2 separate regions of the Homo sapiens genome follow, and region 1 is linked to region 2. The links are chromatin loops, found by intact Hi-C in ENCODE. Cell type or tissue: heart right ventricle. All regions are shown on one strand. Links, peaks and the distances in the headings refer to the core of each region. The heading gives the core; the rest is flanking DNA.

Evidence for each region. A loop is a pair of places that touch in the nucleus more often than their neighbours do. Peaks named below come from ENCODE experiments on the same cell type or tissue, not always from the same donor. Only the 100,000 strongest peaks of a DNase experiment are listed, where the experiment ranks them.
Region 1: a loop joins it to region 2, with 2.7 times the contacts of the local background. A loop is called at or near these places in 30 of 110 quality-filtered maps.

Annotation. Positions count from the first base shown.
Region 1 is chr21:44,510,343-44,521,194 of GRCh38, forward strand. The region is part of intron 9 of TSPEAR (thrombospondin type laminin G domain and EAR repeats); the gene reads right to left. TSPEAR-AS1 (TSPEAR antisense RNA 1) reads left to right here. Exons shown (of 7, transcript NR_103707.1): 7 at 5,155-6,233. TSPEAR-AS2 (TSPEAR antisense RNA 2) reads left to right here and starts at 6,873. Exons shown (of 2, transcript NR_026548.1): 1 at 6,873-7,493; 2 at 8,286-8,635. RefSeq lists a silencer at 382-431 and an enhancer at 9,406-9,955. In heart right ventricle, for the core only: no CTCF peak of the experiment used is centred there; no DNase peak of the experiment used is centred there; H3K27me3 peaks cover 779 bases.
Region 2 is chr21:44,729,771-44,743,922 of GRCh38, forward strand. No RefSeq gene overlaps it. Among named protein-coding and RNA genes, the nearest start is that of TSPEAR, 25 kb to the left of the region's middle. RefSeq lists enhancers at 583-1,083, 1,084-1,584, 2,222-2,897, 5,600-6,273, 6,274-6,949 and 1 more. In heart right ventricle, for the core only: no CTCF peak of the experiment used is centred there; no DNase peak of the experiment used is centred there.

The DNA.
Region 1 (10,852 bases), core at 5,565-9,564, 220 kb before region 2:
TCCGGAGGGCCTTCTGCCTGAGGGACATTGCACCACCGGGCCAGGTAAGAAGCAGCTCTGAGAGCCTCCCGTGACAGCAACCACTGGGACGTTTTCTATTTGCCCAAATCGACCAGCAAGGGCCCGGCTCAGACGCCCCTGGGTCTGATGCGACCTGCCCTCCGCAGCAGGTCAGGCACCCTCCCTTGCTTGTATGCTCAGGACGGGGCTGCCCAGGCATCTTCTGGTCCCCCTGACTGTCCGGCGCCTGCCCGGCCGGCTCAGGTGCTGCAGGAAAGAGAAAACTCTGGGCCCAACGTCAACGTGCGTTCTCCACGCCCAGCAGGGGGCGCCGTTGCCCGCCCGAGCCCGGAGAGCCTGGGCTGCAGGGGAGGGCGCCACAGGTGAGGACACAGCTCCGTGGGCACCAGGCAAGGTCCCAAAGCAGATCCGCAGCCGGTCAGAGGAGCGCACATGGGTGAGCTTAAGCTAAGAAAGCAAGACTCACTAGGCAAGGACAGGGGCCCAGGACACCTGGCGGCGCCGAACCCTCGGCGGGGGCGGGGCCGGGGGCTGGCTGAGGCTTTCCCGGGTCAGCGCGCCCTCCCCTCCTGCAGCTCCACGAGATGTGACTATTCCTATCTGCTGGAGAACAGCCGTCCAGGGCCACCCCACGTCCTTCAAGGGGACTCTGAGACACTCTGGGCCGGTGGGACCTTCAGCAGCATCTGGACTTTGGCTGCCTCACAGGTGGGCGGGGGGGAGTGTTACACACAGGCCAGTTCACTGACTCAGCAGAAGAGAAACAGGAATCATCAGACTGTTCAACCCTGGGCTCCTCCCACGCCTGTGCTGAGGAAACCAACTGAGTGGGCAACCCTCACGTGTGTACACATGCCTGCACACACCTGCACACACAGGCCCATACCTGCACACCTGCATGTATGCATACATACACAAACATGGATGTGCACTGTGCGCACACACACATGCACGCCTGCATGCATGCATACACACACAAACATGCATATGCACTGTGTACACACACACATATATGCTTACATTTTTACATGCACAGATGCACATGCATGCCTGTACACATGTGGATACACATGCAGATACACAGGCCTGCTCATGTATACATACACATGTATACCTACACACACGTATGTATGCATGCAACCATGCATCTGTGTCCATGTGCATATGTGTATACTTGCACACATGCCTGTACACAGGCAGATCCCTGCAGGCACACCCATGCATCCGCCTGCATGACATCTACACACACACATGCACCCACACAGCACAGCTCTCCCCACATTGCTGGAAAAGACTGAGGACACACGCCTCCAGCCCTGGGCGTCCTTCCAGTGGAGCCCCTGCTTCTTAGCTACTTGCTGATGCTCACCTGTGTTGAGGCAGATCCTGATGGACTGCCGGGGCCAGAACAGCCTGAAACTCCCTCTCAGGGAAAGGCCCGGAGTGCCCGCCCTGTAGCAGCCCAGGGTGATGGGGGACCCCGAGCTGGCACTCAGCACTGTGTAGAGAGAGCTTTACTGCAAGTTGGGGCTGAGCCGGGCATCACATCTCAGTGATGAGTGAGGTGCCCTCCCTGCCCAAAGGAGCCCTGGAACGGGCTGCTGCAGATGGGGGACCATGGAGGGGCTGCCCGGGGCCTTGGGGGCACAGAGGAAGAGGGCCCAAAGGCATGGAGGACGGACAGGGGAGTTGGCAGCAGGAAGCAGGGAAGGGTATCCAGGCAGAAGGAACTGCAGGACAGACACACAGGACTGAGGGAGCCAGGAGGGCTGGGCGCACACAGAGTGCGGAGCAGGGGCTGGGGCGGGCCTACAGGGCCTGGGTGCTGTGGAAAGCAGCTGGGCCTCCAGGCAAAGGTCACTGGGGAGCCGGAGGAGGCTTTTGAGCAGAACGAGGAGGTCAGATGTATGTGGACGGCTCTGAGACCCACAGGAGCTAGGAAGGTGTCAGGAGAGAGGTGAGCCAAGTGCTGTGGGGGTGGGGTGGGGTGGGTGCCACTCCTAAGATGGGAAAGAAGGGTGGTGGTCTTGGAGACAGGCTTCTGGAGACCCCTCAGAGAACTCGGTACATCCCTAGGGATGGAGACAGGGGCTTTGGGAGACCACTCAGAGAACCTGGTATTTCCCTAGGCATGGGTGGCACACGGGCTGCTGTGTGAGCCCTGGGGAGGGGCAGGTGGCAGGAGCGTAGGGTGGAGGTGGCGGTGCTCTGGCCACAGCCCTGAGGCTGGTGGAGACCCTGGGTTGGGAATGCGCGAGACGGGCAGTCTGGTCTGGTGGGACCTGTAGCACTGCAGCCTGCCTCCAGGGCAGGGATTGTGCCCACGTTTCATGGGGTGGCAGGGAGCAAACTTTGAGTTGCATCTTGGTTGGAGCCCAAGGTGGGGCGTGTATTTGTTCCAGGAAGAGCACGTGTCAGCTGTGGGGGTGGGCATGGAGGTCTGTCCAGGGCATGGCAGTGGCCGGAGTGAATGCTGTGTGGTCACCTGCCTGGGTGCTGCTACGAAGCAGAGCTCTTGCTGGAGTGCAGGGCCAGACAGGCCTGGGGGGCCGGGGGCGGCTCAGAGGCTGCTCAAGTCACCCTTCTGTTCCCTGTACCCAGCGAGGGTCTGTGCACCAGATTTAGCAAATCCAGGGTCCCTGTTCAATCTAAATTTCAGACAACGAATGATTCTTTAGTCTGTGTGTATCCCATGTAATACTTGAAACATACTTTGGCAAAAAGAAAAATTAGTTTATCTGCAACTGGCTGGAGGCTGGCAGAACCCCCACGGGGTGTCACCGGCTCCTGGTCCCAGCATTTAGCTGGCCGAGTCCACGGTAGGGCGGTCATTGTCATTGGCTATTGACAGCCCCTCCTCCCTATGCCAGGCTGTCAGAAGCCCCTTGCAGGTTGGAGTGAACCTGTCCCTCTGCTGAAGCCGGGGCCTTCTCACATTCAGAAGTGAGGAGGTGCCCCCCAGGGGCTGTGCCAACCCAGGCAGAGGGTGTGCAGTGTGGGACCCCCCTGTCAGGCCACTCCCAGATTTTAAGCACATTAGGGACTCATAGAGGAGAGAGAAAGAATCTTCACATCAAAGGCCCTGCCAAACCCTGGCTGGCACGGGAGCCAAGCGACCAGGCACCTGCTGGGCTGGGCAGGCCCTTCCCGCCCTCCCTCCAATGGAATTCCCCAGAGCCTGGCCCTGCTGCCCTGGCACGGTGCCTGGCAGCTCAGGAGCATCTTGCTGGGATGATGGTGCTTCCGGGACTTGGCAGCCAGGAGCACCTGGAGCCCCCAACAGCTCCCTCGAGGGCGGGTGGGCACCCGGTAATCAGTGGATTAGTTGCTGGGCAAAGAGGCCCTTGGGTTCCGGCTTTGATAGGGCAAAGAAAGAGGATGCCTCTGTGGTCTGGGAATGCCAGGGGAGGGGAGGGAGGCAGGATGCACCCCTGGGGCTCCCTCCCTAGCCACCAGAAGGCAGTTCCCCAACAAGCCCTGGTTGGGGGGGCAGTGGCATCCTCTCTGAGGGTAGCCAGCTCAGGCTGGACAAGCATCCCGGGTGGCCATGGGGGCAGCGCTACTGGATGACAGGTGACTCCCTTGAGAGAACTGGGCTCAGCACACTCCCCAGCCAACTCTTGGGTGCCCCCCGTGCTCTTCCCGGCCCTGCAGAACCCGCAAGCCTGGCACCTTCCCCAAGCTGCCTAGGCCACTGCCAGCTCCTGTGTCAGAGAAGACAGAAGTCATGGGGCATAGCTGCCACCTTCCTGGAGCCCTCCCGCCCAGGCTCTGCCCAGCCCCTTCAGGCTGTCCTGGGCAGTGCTGACCCCTCATGCCACCCCCTTGACAGATGTGCAGATGGAGACTCAGACACAGCCAGGCCTCATGAGGGTGCTTAGGGGCTCCTGCCTGTTTTTCTAAGCACCACATGGCTGCCTGCCGGGCACCTGTCCCCAGAGTGGCCCCCACTGTATCCTTGCCTACAGCACCTCTTGCCCTTCCATGGCCATGGAAGCGAGTACACACACGTGTGCATGAGTGTGCATGTACATGTGTGTTGAGCCATGGGCGGGACCCTTGGGAAGTGTGTGGCACCAAGTCGGGGGCCCAGCTGTGACGAGGGGTCCTTACTAACATGGTGGCTGCTGCTGGCCTTGTGAGGACCCCACATGCCGACAGCTGCAATCACAGAAGCACCAAGCTTTGGAAGCTGCAACACCTTCTGAGGTCTGCAGCAAACTCACTTAGAAGCCAAACCTATTTTGGAGTCCACATTTGGTGACCGCGACTGCACGGCCTACTCCTCGTCAGCTCAGGGAGCAGGACCCTGTGCCTAGACTTCTAGGGACAGAGCTCACTCCTCCTTTGGTCCAAGCTGGGGAGGCCCAGTCATTGGAGGCCTGGTGTCTCCAACCTGGAAGAAAGTTGTTCTAGAATTCCTGGTGGGATGGGCAGAAAGACTTTGAGGGCAGGCGGAAGAATGGGACATCAAACCACCTTCCCCAGGGTGGGCAGCCAGCTCCTCACTCATATCTGCCCTGGGGCTGCAAAGTCCTGCCATGCCCACCGACCATTCCCTTGGAGCACTGTACTTAACCTGCAGTGCCCTGGGAATGCGCCCACCCTGTGTTTCTGGGAGAAAGTGAGGTCTGTGTGCACAGCTCCTCAAACCCCACCTGCACCCCACACCCCCGCAGACCCCTCCAGAAAGGGCGCCTCTCTATGGCACACACCCACTTTCAAAGCATCTCGGCTTCACCCGCTTCAAAGCTCACGTTCATGAAAGACATTGCAAAACTCAAACCAAACAGTAAACAAATTAAGACATCTCTAGGACCTAAAAGGATTTCAACACAATGTGAGAAATGTTGGCAAAACATGAAAGTGGGCTTTGTGAGTTTTGAGGAATTACTGAGTTTTGAAAGATGAGGCTCAGGCCAGGTGGAGAGGAAGCCCGTCCATGTGTGCGTGGTCCCAGCGCCTTCCCAGGGCCCTCCTAAGGCACCTTCAGGGCCTGGGCCATGATGGCGCCCCCAGCAGCCAGGTCCCCGTTCCCGGAGTTCTGGTTCTGCTTTGGGAGCTGCAGCCGTGCTTCCTTCTGTCTGCTGTGGTCCTGCTCTAGCCCCTGCTCTTCTCTGATGTTTCTTTCAGGCGGATGTCACCCACCCCTTGGGACTTCGCCATGGGTCGCTAGCCCAGACCCTCCCCTTGGTTCCGGTGGTTCCATTTCTGCCCCTTTGCTGCTGGCCCCCTTCTGAGGATGCCCGTGCATCTCCAGGACCACTGCTCCAGTCCTTGGTGTAGATCAAAGCTGGCCTTCACACGCGGCCTGAAAATGTAGAGTGGCCGCCTTCTGGGCTGGGCTGCCACCTCCACCACATCACCCGTGACAGAAGCCCCGTGTTTTTCGGTAACCACGTTCCACGAACACCTCCCGACTGCCTTCCAGAACACACAAAGATCAACGAAGCTCAGAATCCAGTCCCGACGTCATTTCATGAAGAGCAGGTAGTCCATCAAAGGGATGGGCCCCATGAGTGAAGGGCTGAGACCCCACCATGGTGTGAGGCGTCCCAGGCACTCCCGTCACGGCCCAAACCAGGCTGCAGGCTCCATCCCCATGGGGCAGGCACAGAGGAGGCGATTCATGTGGACACAGGGACACCTGTGGACGCCCTGGCTCGGCCGCTTACCGCCGTGTGTTTGTGGCCAGGTCCCTGCTCCTGAGCCTCAGTTTCCACACCTGTGAGATGGGTCTGAGGTGGAATCGCCAACCAGCTGAGGATGCGCAGCCACAGACCACCTTCCAGAAATCTCCAAAAGGCTTTCCAAAACAGGAAAACAAGGAAGGCTGCCATCAGCAGGAATTCCAGGGCTTTCAGAATGAGGCTGTCAGGAGTGAAGGGAGCTGTGCTCCACATGCAGGGCAGTGGCCAGGGCTGCCAGGCCTTGTTTATCTGGGAGCGCCAGGCTGCCTGCCTGCACCTGGTCTGGGCACCTGAAGGCAGAGCTGCTCCTGCTTAGGGTCTGTGGCAACTGTCCTCCTCAGTGGGTGCTGCTGGGAGCTCCTCTGATTCCTGGTGGGCGGCTTCTGGCCTCGCCTCTTCACCCACGGTGTAGGGTGTGGGATGGAGATGCAGGGCCTCTGCTCTCCTTCTCCCCTCCCCCAAGCAGCCTGGGTTGTACCTCCACTAATAAACACCAACACCCGCGCCCAGGGTGGGTTCGGCCACGGGGCGATTCTCTGAGTGACACATCAGGATCAGCTTCGTGTGGTCCTGACCTTACGGTAATGTCAGCCCCCAGAGCCAGGGGCCGGGCTATGGCACCACCCACCCAGGCGATTTCTATGTCGGGATGACCAACTGTGCCATCCCTGGGGCAGTCCCCCATGCCAGGCAAACATTCTCCTTTCATGCTTAAAATCACAGGACGGGTTCACCTGCTTCGTCCTTGGACCTGTGATCTATGTACGCTGCTTTTCAACAAGTTTCTAGTTGTCCCCTCCTGGGTATGGCCCTCCCCTCCTTCCTTCCCAGAGGAAGAAAACACACCAGCTCTGCATGCGAGAACGCTCCCAGCTCTCCCATCTTCCCATCGCAGGAGCCCCTCGCTCCTGCACCCTGGGGCTTTCGGTCCTGTCCCACCTCAGCGGCTGCTGCACAGGAAGGCCGTCCTGGCCTGGCCCCTGTGTCTCTGCCTTCCTCGACTCCTGCAGTCTGTGCTTCTGTCACTCCTTCAGCACGCCATCCCTGGACACACTTTGTGCTCCGTGGACTCCACAGCCCCCAAACCCCCTCTTATGCCCTCCCTGACCCCAGACCATCTGGGCTGGCTTCTCTCTAGGACACATACCAGTTCTCATTCCAGAACTTTCCTTATGGTCATCTTTGGGTGGAGCCACCACTTCCAGTTCTGATCTTCTCATTCTGGTTGAGTACCTGGGCTTGCCAGTGCACCCCCCAGGAACACCGCCTAGTCCAGGGCTCCCACAGGTCTCAGACTGACAGGAGACTGGGTCATATGACCAGCACTAGCCAATGAGCTGTGAGTACACGTGACACAGGGACAAGCTGGGTCATGTGACTGGCACTAGCCAATGAGCTGTGAGGACGTGAGCACAGGTCCAGCTAGGCTGGGTCATATGACAAGCATTAGCCAATGAGCTGTGAGGACACGTGAGTACAGGTCCAGCTAGGCTGGGACATGTGACTGGCACTGGCCCATGGGCTGTGAGCACAGGTCAGGTCAGCCCCTTCCTGCTGCTTCCCACCGTGTGTGCTCCTTGTCTGACTTGATATGAGAACTAACCCAATATGGCAGGAAGCCACTGACATGTGGGAGCCGTGCATGGCAGTGGCCAGCGTCCTTGTCCTGCGGGGGCTCTGTGGACATCACTCGCCTTCAGAACACTGAGCCCTCCTACCTCCTGATATCCAGGGCTGCCGATGGGAAATCCCAGGCTGCCGCGGCTCCTGTGTGCTTTGAAGGTAACTTTCCTTTGCTCTCGCGCTCCTTGGGCTCAGCGCCCTTTCAGTCTGATGAGATCTGGGCGGTTTTCTTCAAGCCTTCTCTGACAATTCCATCACTGTCCTCACCCTCTTCTTTTTTTTCTAGAACTTTGGTTAGCCAGATACAGACTCTCCTGGTTTGATTCTGTCTCTTTTCATTCTACATTCTAGAAGATACTCTTAACTTTATATTTCAGTCATGTTAATGAATGTCTTCTTTTAATGCCAGCAATTGCATTTTTAATGTCCAAGCTCTCTGTCTCATTAGTAGCATTTTTTATTTCGTAAGTGCAGTATCATCTTGAATACTTCTGAAGACAAGTATAACTTAAAAAAATTCCTTTCTGTTTCTAGAGCTAGCTCAGTTTCTTTCAGCCTTTTTCTTTAGCCTGACTCCTGCAGTTTTCAGGATTTTTGTCAAACATCCGGGGACCCTTAGCTGGAGAGGATGGCATGGGTGACACGCAGCTGGCCAGGTACGCTCTGGGGCACTGGGGCATCTTGAGCACCTTGGTGCAGTGTCGTGAAGAAGACACTGTAAATTGGACTTGGTGTTATCACAGGGGCTTTAGGATCACGGTGTTGGTAGATCTAGGATGATAATCTCCAAAACGCACTCCCCAACCCACTGCAGGGATCCTTTCTCTTGTCACCTCACTTTGTGATTTAGAATGCAGGACCTCCAGGACAGCAGCCTCTCCGTGGCACAACAGCTGTTAGGAGACCTTGCCTAGTTGACGAGAAAGTCACTTGTGGTGCCTTTCCATCCAGGGTGCGCGACTCTGCTCTCAAGACCCCCTGGAGGCCCGCCCCCTGCCCCCCACCAGCTCATTCGTTAGATGATTGGAAGTGACTGCCTACGTCTTCTTTCAGGATAAAGCCTCAAGTCCTGCAACTATTCCTTGTGTGATAACGTTTCAAATCCCTTCCTGGTTCTGGCAAAGCTCCTCAAACATGCTCCAGTGTGCTGGGGCTCTGCATGTGTGAGCCTGGGGCCAGCAGGGCGCACGTTCATGTCAGGGCACCAGTATGATCCTGATGACACATGACTGGTGTGGAGCCCCGGGTGTTTCCACGGGAACTGCTGTCGGCCGGATTGCTGTGCTCTGCAGCTGTGCCCAAGTCCCCAAGCCACCCTTTCGTTGCTGCTCGATGTCACCATTTGCTTTTGTTGTTTTTTTTTTGTTTTTGAGATGGAGTCTCACTCTGTCGCCCAGGCTGGAGTGCAGTGGCGTGATCTCGGCTCACTGCAAGCTCCGCCTCCCGGGTTCACGCCATTCTCCTGCCTCAGCCTCCCGAGTAGCTGGGATTACAGGTACCCGCCACCATGCCAGGCTAATTTTTTTTTGTATTTTTAGTAGAGACAGGGTTTCACCGTGTTCACCAGGATGGTCTTGATCTCCTGACCTTGTGATCCGCCTGCCTTGGCTTCCCAAAGGGTTGGGATTACAGGCTTGAGCCACTGCGCCCAGCCCACCATTTGCCTTTTGAGCCACTGTCCCCGCGTATCGAGCCCTCCTTGGGAGTCCCAATTTCCAGCCCATATCACGCTCTTGGCCCCAGCTTGCAGCTGCTTTCGCATCTCAACCTCACCAGCCTCAAGTCCAACTCCAGGTCAATGATTACTGGTCAGAGGGGCCATTCCTGCTGAGCCCTGTGGTCAGGCTAACCCATGACCGAAGGCTCCTGAACCCTCCTTCAGGTCCGCTGTCCGCACACCAGCACGTGGCCACCAGCCCAGGACACCCTTGTAGTTTCCCAGAGTCTTAGCAGCATGCGTGTTGTGGTGAGAGGACTGTGCAGGGACCAGTAAGACAAGGAACTTATGCTCAGCTCTGTCCCGTGCCACATCAAACCAAGTGACAGGCCGCATTGCTTGGCTTGATCCCAGTTCTGCCACGGGCAAAGCCCTCCACCGTTCTGAGCCTCTGTGTCCTTGTGGATAACAGGGACCAGTGGCAGCAAGCCCCTCTCAAGGTGCTGTGAGGGTGATGTGGGCGGATGCGGGCAGAGCTCTTGGCACAGGTGCTCTACAGAGTCGAGGCTCAGCCAGTGTGAGCCGCTACCACCACCTACCTCCTGAGGCTGTTACCAAGGCCAATGGCTGGAAGGAATCTTGCTCACCCCCAATCCCAGTGCACTGAGCCTCACTCTGCCCCCGTGGCAGGAGGCTCATCCCGCCTCTTCCTGGCTCCCAGGCACGCTCACCTGTTCCATCCACAGCACTAGCGAGCTCAAGGTGTGTTCCTTCTGGCACTGCTGCCTCCTCACCTGGGCGCCTGCGGCTCATCTGGGCGGCCACAGCAGCCTCCCAATGGCTCACTCCCTCCCAGCCACCGACCAGTCATTATCGTGCAGCCCTGTCAACCCCACAAGGGCAGGCTTCACGTTTCACTTGCAGCCTGTGGCTCTGGGTGGTGACCCTGCTGCCTACTCCCAGCCCCACTGCCCTGCAGGTACCCTCCCAACTTTCCCAGCCCTCACTTCCTCCTGGTGAGGGCTGGGAAAGTGGGGAGGGTGCTCCCTGACATCTGCTCTCCTCGTGCCCTGAACATCCACGTAAAGCTGCCCTTCCCCACTGGACCATGAGTGCCCGAAGGGTGGGGCGGTGGTCACCTGGATGACGCTGTGCCCCAGCCTGCCAGAGGGCTGAGCACGTGGGAGTCCCGGAGCAATTCTCTGCACGCATTAAGGCGTGTGATTGGTCCCTGTGAGCCGCGGCTCCTGGTCCGGCCCCTGCGGGCTTCTCAAGGTGGTCACACTCCCGGTTTCCTAAGCTGCTCTTACTCCTGCTGGGTGGAGGGGCTCCAGGAACCTGCGACTGCTGAACTCCATCTTCCTCCCTTCTGTTTTGAAGCTCATTCCCATGTGCTACCTGCAGGCTTGCTCTAATGAGATGTATGTATGGAATGTTATGTATGGAATGTTCCAGAATGCCTTCAATCATTTCAGCCATAAAGCCCCACCCACCACATGCACAGCTTCTTGTCTAATGCAGGGGTAGCCTGGCAAGGCCTGACTGTTGTCACTGTTTTTCCAGACTCCCTGATGGGGGCGGGGGGTCCGGGCATCAGCGTCTGCCATGGTTCTGCCCCTGTACCAGCCTCACTGGGACGTGGCATGGGGGCAGCTCACGTGGCAAGAGTGGCCTGGGTTAGTCTCACTGCCTCGGGTGCAGAAGGCCCTGAGAACATTTCTGCAGGGGAATGAGTCGCCAGGTCAGGGGGCACAGAAGATTCCAGAAGGACACCAGGGAGGTGATGTCTTATGAGAGGCACGCTTCCAGCAAACAGTGGGAGTGCTGTCACCGGCGCTGCAGAGCCCCTGAGCTGCCTCCT
Region 2 (14,152 bases), core at 5,738-9,737:
GAAGGCGGCACGTGTTCCAGGGGAACACGGCACCCCTGACCATAGCAAGAGGCACAGGAAAGCGGCCTGCAGCAGGGAGGGGGCGGAGAGCCTGGTGTCTTCTGCATCCTAGGGAGCCAGGCTGCCTGTGCCCCAGTGGCTTCTCCATAACTTCTGGGTTCTGTGGATGTCCCCTGCAGCCGGGACTCCTGACCGAGGCAGCTCCGTCAGGGTCCAACTGATTCCCCGCACATTGGGCAAGAGGTGGTTCCTAATCACACATCAGCTTCTTGATGACCGTTAGTGGATTTTGGCTGCTGTAAGAAAATACCACTGACTGGGTGTTTCAACAACAAGCTGTGTTCCTCACAGTCTAGGGGCTGGAAGTTGGAGGCCAAGGTGGCAGCAGGGTCGGGTTCTGGCAAGGACACTCTTCCTGGTTTGCTCGCGGCTGTCTTCTTCTTGCACCCTCATGTGGCAGACAGAGCAAAAGTGACAGCATGCTCTCTGGGGTCTCCTTCATAAGAGGACCCCATCATGAGGGCCACAACCTAATCACCTCCCAAACGCCCTGCCTCCTAGCGCCACCACACCAGGGTTAGAATTTCTATATAGGAACTCTGGGGAGATGCAATCGGCCCATAACATTCTATTCCTGACTCCGAAATTGTACGTCCTTCTCATGTGCAAAACACATTCATTTCACCCCTCCAACCCCAAAGTGGTGGCTCGTTCTGCCATCAGCTCTAAAGTCTAAAGTCCAAAGTCTCATCTAAACATCATCTAAATCAGATACGGGTGACACTCAAAGTTTACTTCCTCCCTAGCTGTGAACCTGTAAAATGGAACAAGTTACATGCGTTTAAAATACAATGGTGGGAGAGCCATATGACAGACTTTCCCATTCCGAAGGGGGAAATGGGAAGGAAGAAAAGGGTAACAGGTCCCATGGAGCCTGGACCCCAATAGGGCAAACAATGTTAAATCTTCAGGCTCAAGAATCATCTTCTTTGGCTTGAGCCCCTGCCCTCCAGACCCACTACGGCCATGGTCCTGCCCCTGCAGCTCTGGGGGGCAGGGGTCATGCCTGCAAGGCTCTGGGCAGCCCTGCCCCCAAGGCTTTGGGCAGGGAGCATCTGGCCTGTTGCTCCCAGGGAGCAGCTGCCCATGTGGCAGCCCTGATGGACTCTAAATCACCTTCTGGGTCCTTCTTCCCTTGTCTTGAAGAATAGTGCATGTTCACAGCCAAATAGCTCCCTGGTCCTGCTCGGTACAACCCAAGAGGTCAGACGGCCAAACTCACTTCCTTCCCCTCTCTCCCACCTTTGGTTCAAGCTGAGTGTTCCTGCCGGGACAGCTGGTTGTGACTGTGGTTCACACCCACACAAATCCCCTTATCAGATGGTCATCTGGCTATGCCCTTAATGTTCTCTTCCAAACACACATTCTCATTTTTTTACATTATGCATAGGCTGAGGATTTTCCAAATCTTTAAGTTCTGGTTTCTTTTTGTTTAACAGCTTGGTCTTGAAATCATTTCTAGCTTCTCACATTTTACCATAAGCAGCCAGGAGGAACTAAGCCGTCCCTTCAACACTTTGCTTATAAACCCCCTCAGCCAAGTATCGTGTTTCATTACTCACAAGTTCTGCTTTCCACACAACACCAGGACACAAACATAGTTCGGCCGAGTTCTTTGCTGCTTTTTAACAAGGTGGCCTTTCCTCCAGTTGACACTAGCATGTTCCTGGTTTCCATCTGAGCCTTCCCATCCAGGGTTCTGCTCACGATCCCCTAGGCGTCCTCTGAGAAGACAGAGGCTCTCTCTGCAGTGCTTCTCTTCTTGCTGAGCCCGCACCAGAATCACCTTTAAAAAGCTGTTCGTAGCCATCTAGGCTTTTTCTAGCATGTGGCTCCGAATGATTCCAGCTGCCCCCATTCATCAGTTCCAAGGCCACATCCACATTCACAGGCGTTGGTTGCAGCAGCTCTCACTCCTCGCACTGATCTTCTGTCCTGGCTTGGGTGCCGCAACGGTGCCTGTAGACTGGATGGTGTTCAGAAAACAGGCATTTATTTCCTCACAGTGCTGGGGGCTGGGAATTGGAGACCAGGGTGCCAGCACAGTTGGAGTCTGTTAAAAGCTCTCCCAGGTTGCAGACAGCTGTCTTTTCACTGTGTCCTCACACAGTGGAAGGGGCAAGGCAGCTCTCTGGGGCCTCTTTTATATGGACACGAATCCCATTCACAAGGGCTCCACTCTTATGACCTCATCAGCCCCCAAAGGACCCATCTCCTAATACCCTCACCTTGGGGGTTATGGTTTCAACAGATATATTTAGGGGAGACACAAACATTCAGTCCACGACAATGACCACAAAACCCAGATTTTAATTCAGTGAAATCCAAACAACATGGCAAGACTCCTCACATCAAGATGCTCAGGTTTTATGTCACATGGAAAGCTAGTCACAGCCCCATCCAACACAAGTCCTATCTGCAAAATGCTGACAACCTGGTGGCAAGAGGACGGTGAGGGAAGGAGAGGGACAGGCAGGGAGGAAAGGCAGGCTCCACAGAGGAGATGCAGGTGAGGGGAAAGGAGCACTGGGAATGGCTGGGCGTGAGACTCGGAGCCAAATACACAGCAGTAGAGGGACTTCTGCCCCTGCAACAGTGAGGAGGCACCTGCGGCCTGGCACCTGCGGCCTGGGCATGGGAGCTCAGGAAGCAGCAGCAGGCTTGGGAGATGCCTGGAGCTGAAGGAGCACAGCCGCGGCCGGGGCCCAGACCGGGCACGTCCTGCAGGGCTCAGCTTCCCCCAGCACAGCTCAGTTTTAGGAATAGGATAAAGTGGCATTAAAAGACAGAAGCAAGATGGGGGTAAATGAAAACAAACTGTGTTTACCACACTTCTGACACCAAATGTGTGGGTTTCCATACCAATTCTCCAATTCTGCGTCAGTGCCAATGGGGTATCCCGCAATCTAATTCAGTTCTGACACCAACTGACCAGGGTCAGCACAGACCCCTCAGGCTGAGGGATGGGCCCAGGAAACTGTCCCCACTCCAAGTGCCAATCACAGGTCCCGGGGTGTCATCTGTCCCCAGTACCTCGGCTATAAATTGGGAGTTCCCATGACCCCCTCCTTAGGTTCAATAATTTGCTATAATAATTCACAAAACTCAGGGAAACGTCACTTCTGTTTGCTGGGTTACTCTCCTAATAAAGGGTGTGCTGAAGGACACAGATGAGCAGCAGGTGAGGGGTGCGCAGGGCAAGGCCCAGAGGGACCCTGAGTGCAGGAGCTGGCATCCGTGGAGCCCCGGCTGCCCCGCCCTCCCAGCTCAGGATGTGTTCCCAGCCCGGTAGCTCTCTGCATCCTCTGTGTGGGGGTTTGAAGGAGCCTCCGTGACGCATGACTGGTGAAGTTAGTGACTCCTGGTGACTGACTCAGTCCCCAACCTCTGCACGGAGGTCACAGGTTCCAGCAAGTCCCAGCCTCGAATCCTGCCTTGGTCTTTCTGCCACCAGCACCCCATTCTGATGCTGCCTAGGTCCCCGCCTCCAGTCATCTGCCTTAATCTTTCTGCCACCAGCGCCCCATTCTGAAGCTGCCTAGGGCCCCGCCTCCTGCCTTGGTCTTTCTAGCCACCAGCACCCCATCCTGAAGCTGGCTAGGGCCCCACCTCCAGTCATCTGTCTTGGTCTTTCTAGCCACCAGCACCCCATCCTGAACCTGGTTAGGGCCTCACCTCCAGGCATCTGCCTTAATCTTTCTGCCACCAGCACCCCATTCTGAAGCTGGCTAGGGCCTCACCTCCAGGCATCTCATCAACAAACAGAAAACATTCATGTCTCCCAAGAGTCCAAGGGTCTTAGGAGCTAGGACAAAATATTGTAACACGTGATGTTTCTCTCACCCCATCGCTCAGGAAGTTACAAGGGCTTTAAAAGCTCCATGCCAGGAATCTGTTTCTGATTATGCCACGGGGCCTTCTAGTACCGGGGCAGAGGCTACATCCAGGCTACTGCACGGCTGTGTTTCTGGAAGAGCAGATCCATACGGAGTGTGACCTGACTCTTGGGCAGGTTTTCGGCTGTCTCTGATGGCTGTGCCTGCCCTCCCTGCCCCTGGAGCTGGGCCTGGCAGTGGGTCTTCTGGGTGGGGGCGATTGCTGGCTCTTGGCTCTGACTGCTTGCTTCCTGGGCCTTGGGCCATGGGCAGCAGAGACTCAGGGCATGGGGTACTCCCTCCCCTTGAGCCTTGAGTAACTTCAACCCTCCTTGGACTTGCAACATGCAAAAATAGATCTTGGCTGTTTTGACCCACAGGGATGTGGGCTGCACGTTATGTGAGCTGAATGGCGCATCTGGGCCTGTGTCTCGTGACTGACTCAGCTGCTTTGGCTCTTGGCCTCGGAGTGTAGGGTGCCCGGCCTCGGAGCATTACCCCCGGGAGGTAAAACCCTTGTGGGGTCAGGACATGTCATCCATGAGAAAGTGCCACGTGGCCTGAAGTCAGCATCCCCACACATGCTGTGGCTCTCTGTCCTCTCTGAATGTCACTGCTCGAGATAGGGCCCGGCTTGGGTGGGGCTGCAGGCGGGGTTAAACTGCCCCTGGGTGAGAGGGAAGAGCAAATCCCTTCACTTCGCTGGGCTTCCATTTCCTGACCCATAAAATGGGAACCCTGCTGGTGGCCATTGCCCTGCCTCCCCGAGTTCCTACAAAGCAGGTGGCCTGGGTCTGGGCTCAGCCCCCTCCACTGGGCCAGGAGATAATGCCATTAGTGTAACCACAGCAGTGGCCACTCCCAAATGCCACTCGGCCCCTGGAAACTCAGCCTTCCATCCAAAAGGTCCCCGAAGTGGGGAGCGGCCCCTCAGTCATTCCACACAGCAGGCCCCACCCACCCCCCCGTGCCGGGGATACACGTGCTCAGGGCACACTCCATATGGATCTGTCGTCTGCCTCGATGACTTTTCACCCACACATGGGATTCAAGGCATGATACGGGTCTTTAGGACATAACTGTTTAATTCCTGAGCTTCCCAAAACTCGGAGGTTTGGGAGAAATGGGGCTGGAGCTAGAGCAATAGCCATGTGCCCTGTGGACTCTGGCCAGCTCTTGCTGCCATCCCGCCTGCCCCGGCCCCGTCCTCTTCCAATTCCCGTTTACAGCCCTGCCCTCCGTGCCTGTCCCAGGCACCTCTGGCCTCCTCGCTGTGGCCCATGCCAGGTCATTCCCTACTGTCAGAGCCTCCCTCTCCCAACCCCAGGCCCCGGCTGCAGGGAGGGTGCCAACAGGAGGGGGCAGGACAGGAGAGGCCCCATCCCCGGAAATGAGACCAGAGCCGCTCTGGGAATGGCCAGGGCTGCCCGGCGGCAAGTCACGAGCAGGGCGTCACTGTCCCAGCGCGGCTTCCCAGCCTCCTGCAGGGGCCAGGGTTGGGGTGCATTCTCTGTCTTCTCAGTGAGGACGCGCAAATGTTCCAGGATGGAAGATAAATGTTCAGGAAAACGAGGACCCAGAAATTCTTCATGGGCTGCATGAGCCCTGAGGCCCGACTGGCAGGCCACTGAGGTCACCTGAAAAACTGGTGACAACGGGCGGGCTCAGCGGCTACCCGGGGACAATCACGGCAGGCGGAAGAGCGGCACTGGCGTGGAGCTCCCAGGCTCTGTGAGGCTCCAGGCAGCGCCCTCTCCAGCCCTGGCAGCCAGGCTGGGGTCCCCAGCTCCCAGTGTTTACCCAGCAGGCCCTGCCTTCTGACAAATTAACTCTGAAAGGCTTAAAAAGTGTGCCGTGTGCTTTGGCTCTGACCTAAGATAGACGACACAGCAGAACACACAGAGGGTGTCCCACTTGAGGAGCCTCCACACAGGCAGCGAGGTAATCCAAAGCTCTGAATTCCAGGTCAGGCCCACGCACCACGAGGAGAGAGGAAGCAGATGGTCCTCCTTGCAGGGATGTGTCACGTCCTCCCACAATACACAGGGTCTCCATCCCCCAACGGGGTCACGGGTGCTCCCTGCAGGGTGCAAGACAGTGTCCTTCCTTGTGGTCTAGGCTGGAGAAAGGTAGACTTCAGGGGAGAAGAGCTGGTTCCTCTCAAGGTGGCGGCCAGCTGAGATGTCAGGAGTGCCAGTGTCCTGGGGCTGCTGTGACAACAGCCACAAACCAGGCAGCTTAAAGCAACAGAAAAGTCTTGTCTCAGGCCTGGAGCCAGAGGTCTCAGATCAAAGTGTCACTGGGCCGCACTGTCTCTGGAGGCTCCAGGGGAGGATCCTTCCTGCCTCCTCCAGCTCCTGGCAGCTGTGGTGTTTCCCGGCCTGTGGCCGCATCACTGCAACCTCTGTCTCCCTTGTCATGCGGCCACCTGCTGAGTCTCTGTCTCCACACGACCTTCACATAAGGACATATGCCTCTTGGGTTAGGGCCACCCCAATGACCTCACCTGCACTTGATTATACCTGCAAAGACCCTTTTTCCAAATAAGGGCATATTCACAGGAAAAAGACTTCAGCATCTTTTTTGGGGTGGCCATGCAGAATCATGGGTGTTTCTGTGGGCCACTGCAGAGGGCCTGAAGTCCAGCCTGTCAGTGGTGAGCTAGGGAAACTGAGGCAGAGAGATCCAGAGGATTCTTTGAGGCACAGCAAGCTGGAGAGGAGCTGGGCCTGCTCCTGGCCGGATCCTCTGGGGCTCTCCAGAAGCCTCGCCTTGAGGCCGTCACAAAATCCCTGTCCTGTTGCCACATCCCTGGGTACCCCAGGCCCACCTGACTTCCCACTCTGTCCTAGCCAGCAGCAGCAGGGCCGTTGCAGGCTCCACATGCTTCCAGGGCACCAGCCCTCCCCGAGTGACACCCCCTTCTCATCATCTGCCAGTTCACCCACACAAGAGTACACAGGAGGAGTGGGCATCTTTTTTAGGGTCCCTCTGGCAAAGCTGCACAAGGTTCACTGAGATGATCATTTACAGTAGGCTGCATGTCCAGAGGCCAAGGAAATAGCCTGGTGGGAACAAGTTAGCAAACACGGTGAGGACACCACAGTCCAGCTGAACTCACAGAGCACGGGCACCAGGCCAACATAGTGAGTGACGCAGCTGCCCTGACTGGGCTGGGCATCCATGGGAGGGGCAGACACTGGTGCTTAGCAAGGACCTGCAGGGCCCTGTACCCTGAGATAAATCACAGCTCCCTCCTGAGAGCCCTTCTGGGTGTCCCCCATCTGCTGTGGGGCCACAGAGGCCATGTCATGGTGGATCATGGAAACAAACGTCCCACAGAGGGGAAAGCAGAGAGAGATGGGGCAGCTGGGATGCAGCAAGCAACAGGCCAAGCCTCTCTGAGAAGGGACTTGATGCAGAGGCCCTCTGCAGGGGACAAAGTTGAAGTTTCCAGAGAACAGCCAGGGGAGGGGTGGGGTGGAGGGCAGGGGGAGGGGGAAGGACAGGTGGGGGCTGGGCAGGTGAGCAGGGGAGGGACAGGCGAGTGGGGGCAGGCTTCATGTGTTTTGTGGGCAGGGAAGGGTGTCTGTGTCTTACTCTGGTGTAACAAGGAGCCAGGGAGGGTTTGAACAGGGTGGGGTGCATGATCTGAGCACCAGGGAGAGGAGACTTGGGGGCAAAGGTGGGAGCAAGAGACTGTTGGGAGGATCTAGGATATCCTGGAGAAATGATGCTTGGATAAAAATAACACATTTTAAAGGCTGGACAGACAGAGCTGAAGGAGGATGAGATGTGGATGTGAGGGAGGAGAGCAGGCATGGGGAGCCCTCTTCCCTTACACACCACTGCTTGGCCAAACAGCAGGCAGAACAAAGGATAGGGATAGCCTGCCACTGCGTGGACTCTGGTTTTTCTCCCACTGGTCAAAAATGCAGCGTGAAGAGTGATTTGGGGGAAAATGAATTTAAAAGGTGTCATATTCCAAAGCATTTTGAGTAATAGAGGAAGTTTCTTCCAAATGGATGAGGGAAATAAATGATTTCCCCCAAATTGTCTCCCCTCTCAGCCCAGCCCTCATCCATTAAACAGGCAGCCTGCTTCTTCTAACAGCCCACTTGAACAGTGGAGTTTGAATCCAAAGATGGAGGAAGAACCTCAGAGCATGGAAGACAAGAGACTCAGCCTGGGCGTGGCAGGGAGGGCTTCCTGAAAGACAGGGTGCATAAGACAGGTTTTGAAGAAGGGGTTTTGGGGTGGAAAAACAAGGGGGACAGGAGTTTCAGGCAGAGAACATGCTGGTGGATGCCAGAGCATCCAAAAAGGAGAGTGCAGGAGATTCTCAATCAAGATATGCTCGCAAAGGAGCCGACATTCACCAGAAAGCTCATTAGAGGCCTTAAGAGCTCACCACAAACTGTCATGAAGGCAGAACCAGAACCAAATGTTTTCTTTGTTTATGAAAGGCAACATGGCTCTTATGCACCTGGTGGAATGTACAAGTCATGTTTATTTGGGGGCAATCTCTCAGTATTTAAAATGGCAATACCTCTGACCCAGTGATTCCTGTTTGGGACTTTTTTTTTATATATACAGATTTACCTCCACATACATATAACAACATGAGAACCAAAATATTATGGCAGTGCTGTTTAAGAACAGAAGATGGAAACAAATTGGCTGTCAATACAGAGGGGACTGAGTAAAGGTTGGGATGCCAATTCAAGGGACACTATGCAGCCACTCAAATGAAGACGATACATCTGGACATTTTCCATGACACAAGATCCCAGATAGATCATTAAGAGAAGCAAAGATGGCAAACAACCATCTTTCGAAGGATGTATGAATCCAGCAGCTGGCAGAAATGGATTGGAGGAAGTCATCATCACTCTATGCAACTCTAAATCATGTTCCCGCATCGCTACTCAAAATACTCAATCTGAGTCAAGGCCTTGGTCTGGCAAGCACCAGCTAATTGGGCTCTCTGTCCTTCCTGCAGAGACCTCTGAGCAGCAGCTGCCTGGTGTCCTCCACAGGGGTCAGCCTCTGACCTGGGAAACCCTGACGAGCCTTACCTTTCCACTCAGCACACATGAAATCAAGAGGAATACACCATGTTTCCAAGCTTTCTCCTGTCCTGGAGCCAGGAGCCCCAAGTCCCCTGAATGGCATAGGCCCCAAGGCCAGCCAGGCAGCTGTTAGCAGGGGAAAGATGAGTGGGTGCTGGACAGGCCAAAACCATATACATCCCCACAGAGGCAGTGGCAATAATCCCAGTGAGAGAGGAGCAAGAAAGGAGGGACAACTATACCAGACTTAAGAGATGCAAGGGGAGTGAATCGATAGCAACCTTAGAAAAAAGGTCTTCAACCAGGGGCTAGCCCCACTCTCTCAAGGGCATGCAGTCCTCAGAGGATCCAGGCCCAAGAGCTTTAAGAGACATATTATTTTCTTGAAATGTAAAGTGAAAAGTTGGCATTAAAAAAGGGATGTTGAGGCCGCAATAGGGTGCTCTGAAGGTAGAGTGGGTACAGTGGCTGTTATCCTTAACTGCTCCTTTTCTAGCCCCTGCACTTGCCAAAAAACACATTTCTCCTGGGGCAGTCCTGTTCAAGCAATGACAATGTAGGAAGAAAGCAAAGATGGCAGTGTAGATCCCAAGTCCATGTAGGAGACACCTGGGACAAGCTTCAGTGTCCCTCCCTCTGTCCATCCACCTGCCCAGCCATCCATTTATGCATCTATTGCTCCTAGACCTAGGGTATCATGTTACCCAAACAGCATGCTGTGAAATGCCGCTCTGCATCCTCTCTGTTCTGGGCCATGAGAGCTCCACTTCTGCCCCTGCACCTCAGCCCCAAGGTCAGTTGTATATTTGTAGCATCTCAAGGAGGAGGAAGTGGGAAGTTTCACATTTCCTTCTGATGGACCAGTAATAAATCTTTAAGGAAAAGGACACACATCAGAACTCCCTCTCCCTCTCTTTCTTCCTCTCCCCCATCTCTCAGAGCCCAGCTGCCATGTAAAAAAGTCCAGGCTATCCTGCTGGACAGGCCATATGGTACAGAACTAAAGCACAAACTGACTGCCAGCCCTGTGAGGAAGCTTTCTTAAAAGTGACACTCCTTTTAAACACTGCAGATGATGCATCCCCAGCCAACATCTAACTGCAACCTCATAAGATGTTCTGAACAAGAACCACCAACTAAGCTTCTAGTCCCTGACTCCTAGAAACTGTGTGGCATAATACATTTGGCTGTTTTAAGCTACTGTTTGGGGACAGTTTGTTACACAGCAGTAGACTGTAGTGCATACTATAAATCCAGAGTCACTTTGCATTTGGACACAAGTCTTTCTTCTTGCTGCCCAGCTGCTATGTTTCCACTTGTCCATTCGGTCCTATCAGTCCTGACTTGACTTAGATCACATGAACAACAACACAATGCCAATTCTAGCTTAAATAAGACATTTAGCACAGTTTTCAAAATACTCATCCTAAGCTCCAGACTTATTAATGGCCAAGACATTATTATCTCTTTGCTTTTTAATTTCTGCAGGGCTCAGTTTCATTCTATCACAAAATGATGACAGATGCAGGAGGCAGGTAAGTGAGGGTCCCCACAGAATCTCCAGCCCACCCCACAAGTGTTTATATCAGATACTTTTGTGTAGATGAGGGAACCTGCCCAGAGTCTTGTCTGCACATGCTTGCAACGGACTGGGGGCCCCCCTGTGCACTGGGAGAATGGGGTGGAGGCATGGGAAGTGCATGCCTTGTGCAGCGGGGAGGAGCCTGGCCTCTTCGGCTTGTATGTGGTGGCCTGGAATTCAATCTGTGAGGTGCGACCCTGTTGGCAGGACCTCATTTTATTTTTGCCAAGAGCTTTCTTTTAATAAATCTCACCTTTCAACATGTCCACGTGCCTAATTTTTTCCTGGTAATGGGACAAGAACCCAGGTTTTAGCTGAGCTAAGGAGTAAAAATCCTGCATCATTTTGGTGGCCCATACAGGGACACGAGCAAAGGTGAGTAAATGCGGACCAAAACATCTTTTTCCCTTTTGTTTTTGAGCCTATTTGTCCTCAGACTTCTTCTGAAGGTAAAGGAAACAGGCCCCCACCCTTGCCACTCCCAGGGGTCAAGAATGTCGGCCTCGGTCCGACCCAGACTTTCTATGGCATTTTCCTTCATTGTTTGGGACAGATGGGCAAGCGGCAACTCCCCGCCCGCCTGGCCTCCCCTCCCAGCTGGGGCTGGGGTGCATAGCTCAAAGGCTGCATGTGGCAGGCTGGCCAGCATTCCCCACCATATGTCCATGGTGTCTCCTCATTCCATGACTGAGGAGTCCAGCTCCATTCAAGCCCTAGGGAAGAAACAGCAGTAAGTTTCTCTCCCTGTTGGAGGAAACTATTTGTATAAGAATAAGAGGTTCTTTCCCAAGGCATCTTTCCAACCCTGCACTTTAAGCTTTTTTTCTTTTCTCCACCAGGTCAGGAGTTAACTTTTAAGTGAGAGGGTTTTTTTCCCCCTTTTAGAAAGCACTTTAGTAGGCCAGAACCCTAGCTATCACTGTTTTTCTCTGTAAAGTTTTAATTATGAAAAAGGATTTGTAGGCCAGCTGCAGTGGCTCACATCTGTAATCCCTGCACTTTGGGAGGTCGAGGTGGGTGGATCACCTAAGGTCAGGAGTTCAAGACCAGCCTGGCCAACATGATGAAATCCTGTCTCTACTAAAAATACAAAAAATTAGCTGGGCATGGTGGTGCGCACCTGTAATCCCAGCTACTCAGGAGGCTGAGGTAGGAAAATCACTTGAACCCAGAAGGCAGAGGTTGCAGTGAGCTAAGATTGCGCCACTGCACTCCAGCCTGGGCAACAAGAGTAAAAAACTAGGAAGGAAGGAAGGAAGGAAGGAAGGAAGGAGGGAAGGAAGGAAGGAAGGAAGGAAGGAAGGAAGGAAGGGGGAGGGAGGGAGGGAAGGAAAGAAGGAAGGAAAGAAAGAAGGAAAGAGAGAAGAGAGAGAAAGATGAGAGAGAGGAGAGACAGAAAGAAAGGAAGGAAGGAAGGAAGGAAGGAAGGAGGAGGGAGGGAGGGAGGGAAGGAAAGAAGGAAGGAAAGAAAGAAGGAAAGAGAGAAGAGAGAGAAAGATGAGAGAGAGGAGAGACAGAAAGAAAGAAAGGAAGGAAGGAAGGAAGGAAGGAAGGAAGGAAGGAAGGAAGGAAGGAAGGAAAGATTTGTGAGTTGGTCTTAAGCTACAGCCAATCTGGTGTGCTCTGCATGTCTTTCTGTATGGTCAGTAGCAAACTTTGCTGCAGGCCTCCATCTTGTTTTATGTCCTTGGGAGCATGACCTGTAGCGACATGGCAGTGCTTTGGTTTAGCCTTCACCATTTTACAATGGCGGCCCAGGTCCAATCCTGGCTTAGGGAATGAGTTCTTTCTGGTTTGATATCTACATGACCTTTGCCATTTGTTGATTCCCTTCCCCTCCACAAACTGCCTTGGATTTTCCTTTCTCTGAACCTTCAGAAAAGTTTGAAAGCCAGAAATATTGGCCGCTTGGCATGGCTAAAGCTGGGTAATGAGATTTAAAAGGATTTTATTAAAGAGCACTCAGCTTAATTAAAAGTGGATATCCAAGTTACAGGTATATTTAAAAGGCCTTTGTTTTTCTCTTCTTGGATCTTGTTTTGCTGGAAAGAGGTTTTTTCTCAGTCAACTGAATTATTTTTCTCCATTTTGCCTTGCCACTCTTAATGCACACATGAAAGATGAGAGACCTCTGATTTCCTCATGGAGCCCCAGGAATTAGAGGCAGATGGATCCCTCTCAAAATCTGTTTTTGTCTCCCAGCTATATTTGCTTATGAGAGCCTGGAAACTGCATGTTTTCCTAGTCTTGCTCTTAAAGGGCTCCACCCAGAGGCCAACAATCCAATTATGAAAAATATTATAGCTACTGAATCTTCTTCTGCCTGTGTAGTTATATATGTGTTGTGTGTGTGATGTCTATTAAAAAAGAGCTCTAATTAATTGACTTAAGGAAGGATAAGCACTTGGATCAAATATTTTTTAAAGGTAAGATAAAAGCTGTGGTACCTTTTAGCTCACGTGACTTTAGTTTATGGCTTTTCCATAAATTGAGCATTGAAATAAAAGCCCAAAAGGGTTCTCTTAAGACACTAATCTGCTATCTAGCAAAATTTGTAAAGGGTTATAAAAAGTTTTTGCTTCTTAAAAAAATGTCTGAGTCATCATTTTGGTGAAATAAATAACTTATGGAAATCTGGAATTCTATTTCATAACATCAACTCTTTAAACTTCTAACATATTTGACAGGCTTCCCAAAATCAAATTCCTGTTTCAAAAATTGTCTTTCCTGATCCCTGGCTTTTGGATGCCACAGAGGGCCCCTGGAGCACCCAGAAGAGAGGTAAACAGGATTACCTGACACAGTTAGGTACATGGGATTACCAAAATGATCTTTAATATTCCTCAGGTTATATTTTAGGGAATAATATTAATATATGTTCCAAAGTTGTATGGGATTTCTAAAATTCTAATGTCTGAGTATATGCTATCGATCACAATTAAGGTTGTTAAGTTATTGTAAACTATGGAGATAACCAAATGTATTTGTCAGTTGTGTTTCTGACTGTAACTACCCTGGACATTTTGTTATTCATAGACAATTGTTGTCTTGTTTTGATCCTCTTCAAAGGATGGTTTATAATCAGCTACAGAACTTCACCAGGTGCTCTCAAATGCAGGTTTCTAATAATTTTGGAGATTGTGACATTAGAATAAAGGAAAAATGTACCAGACTCATGAAGAGCTGAAATGTTCACAAATAGCAAGTAAAACAAGAGTTAACTGAAAGGACTGAACTAATAGAAAACTGAAGTAATATTTTTTACTTTTGCTTGGAAAATTGCTGATCCTTTTGTTTTTAGAGTCAAGGAAACATTTTGAGCTATTTATGGCCTTTAATAACTAAGTAAGGTATACTACTGTGAACACAATTTGGAACATATTTGTCTCTCTCTCTGCCTGGCTTCTCCGGGATTTGGAAACTAGTTGTAAGTATTCTTAACTTATGACAATATAGTTGTTTGCATCAGTGCAATAAGAATCCATTTTCTTTTGCAACAAGACACAATTGGAGAAACTGGTTGTTTTACCAAGGCTTTGACTAGAAGGGTATGCTCACCTTTA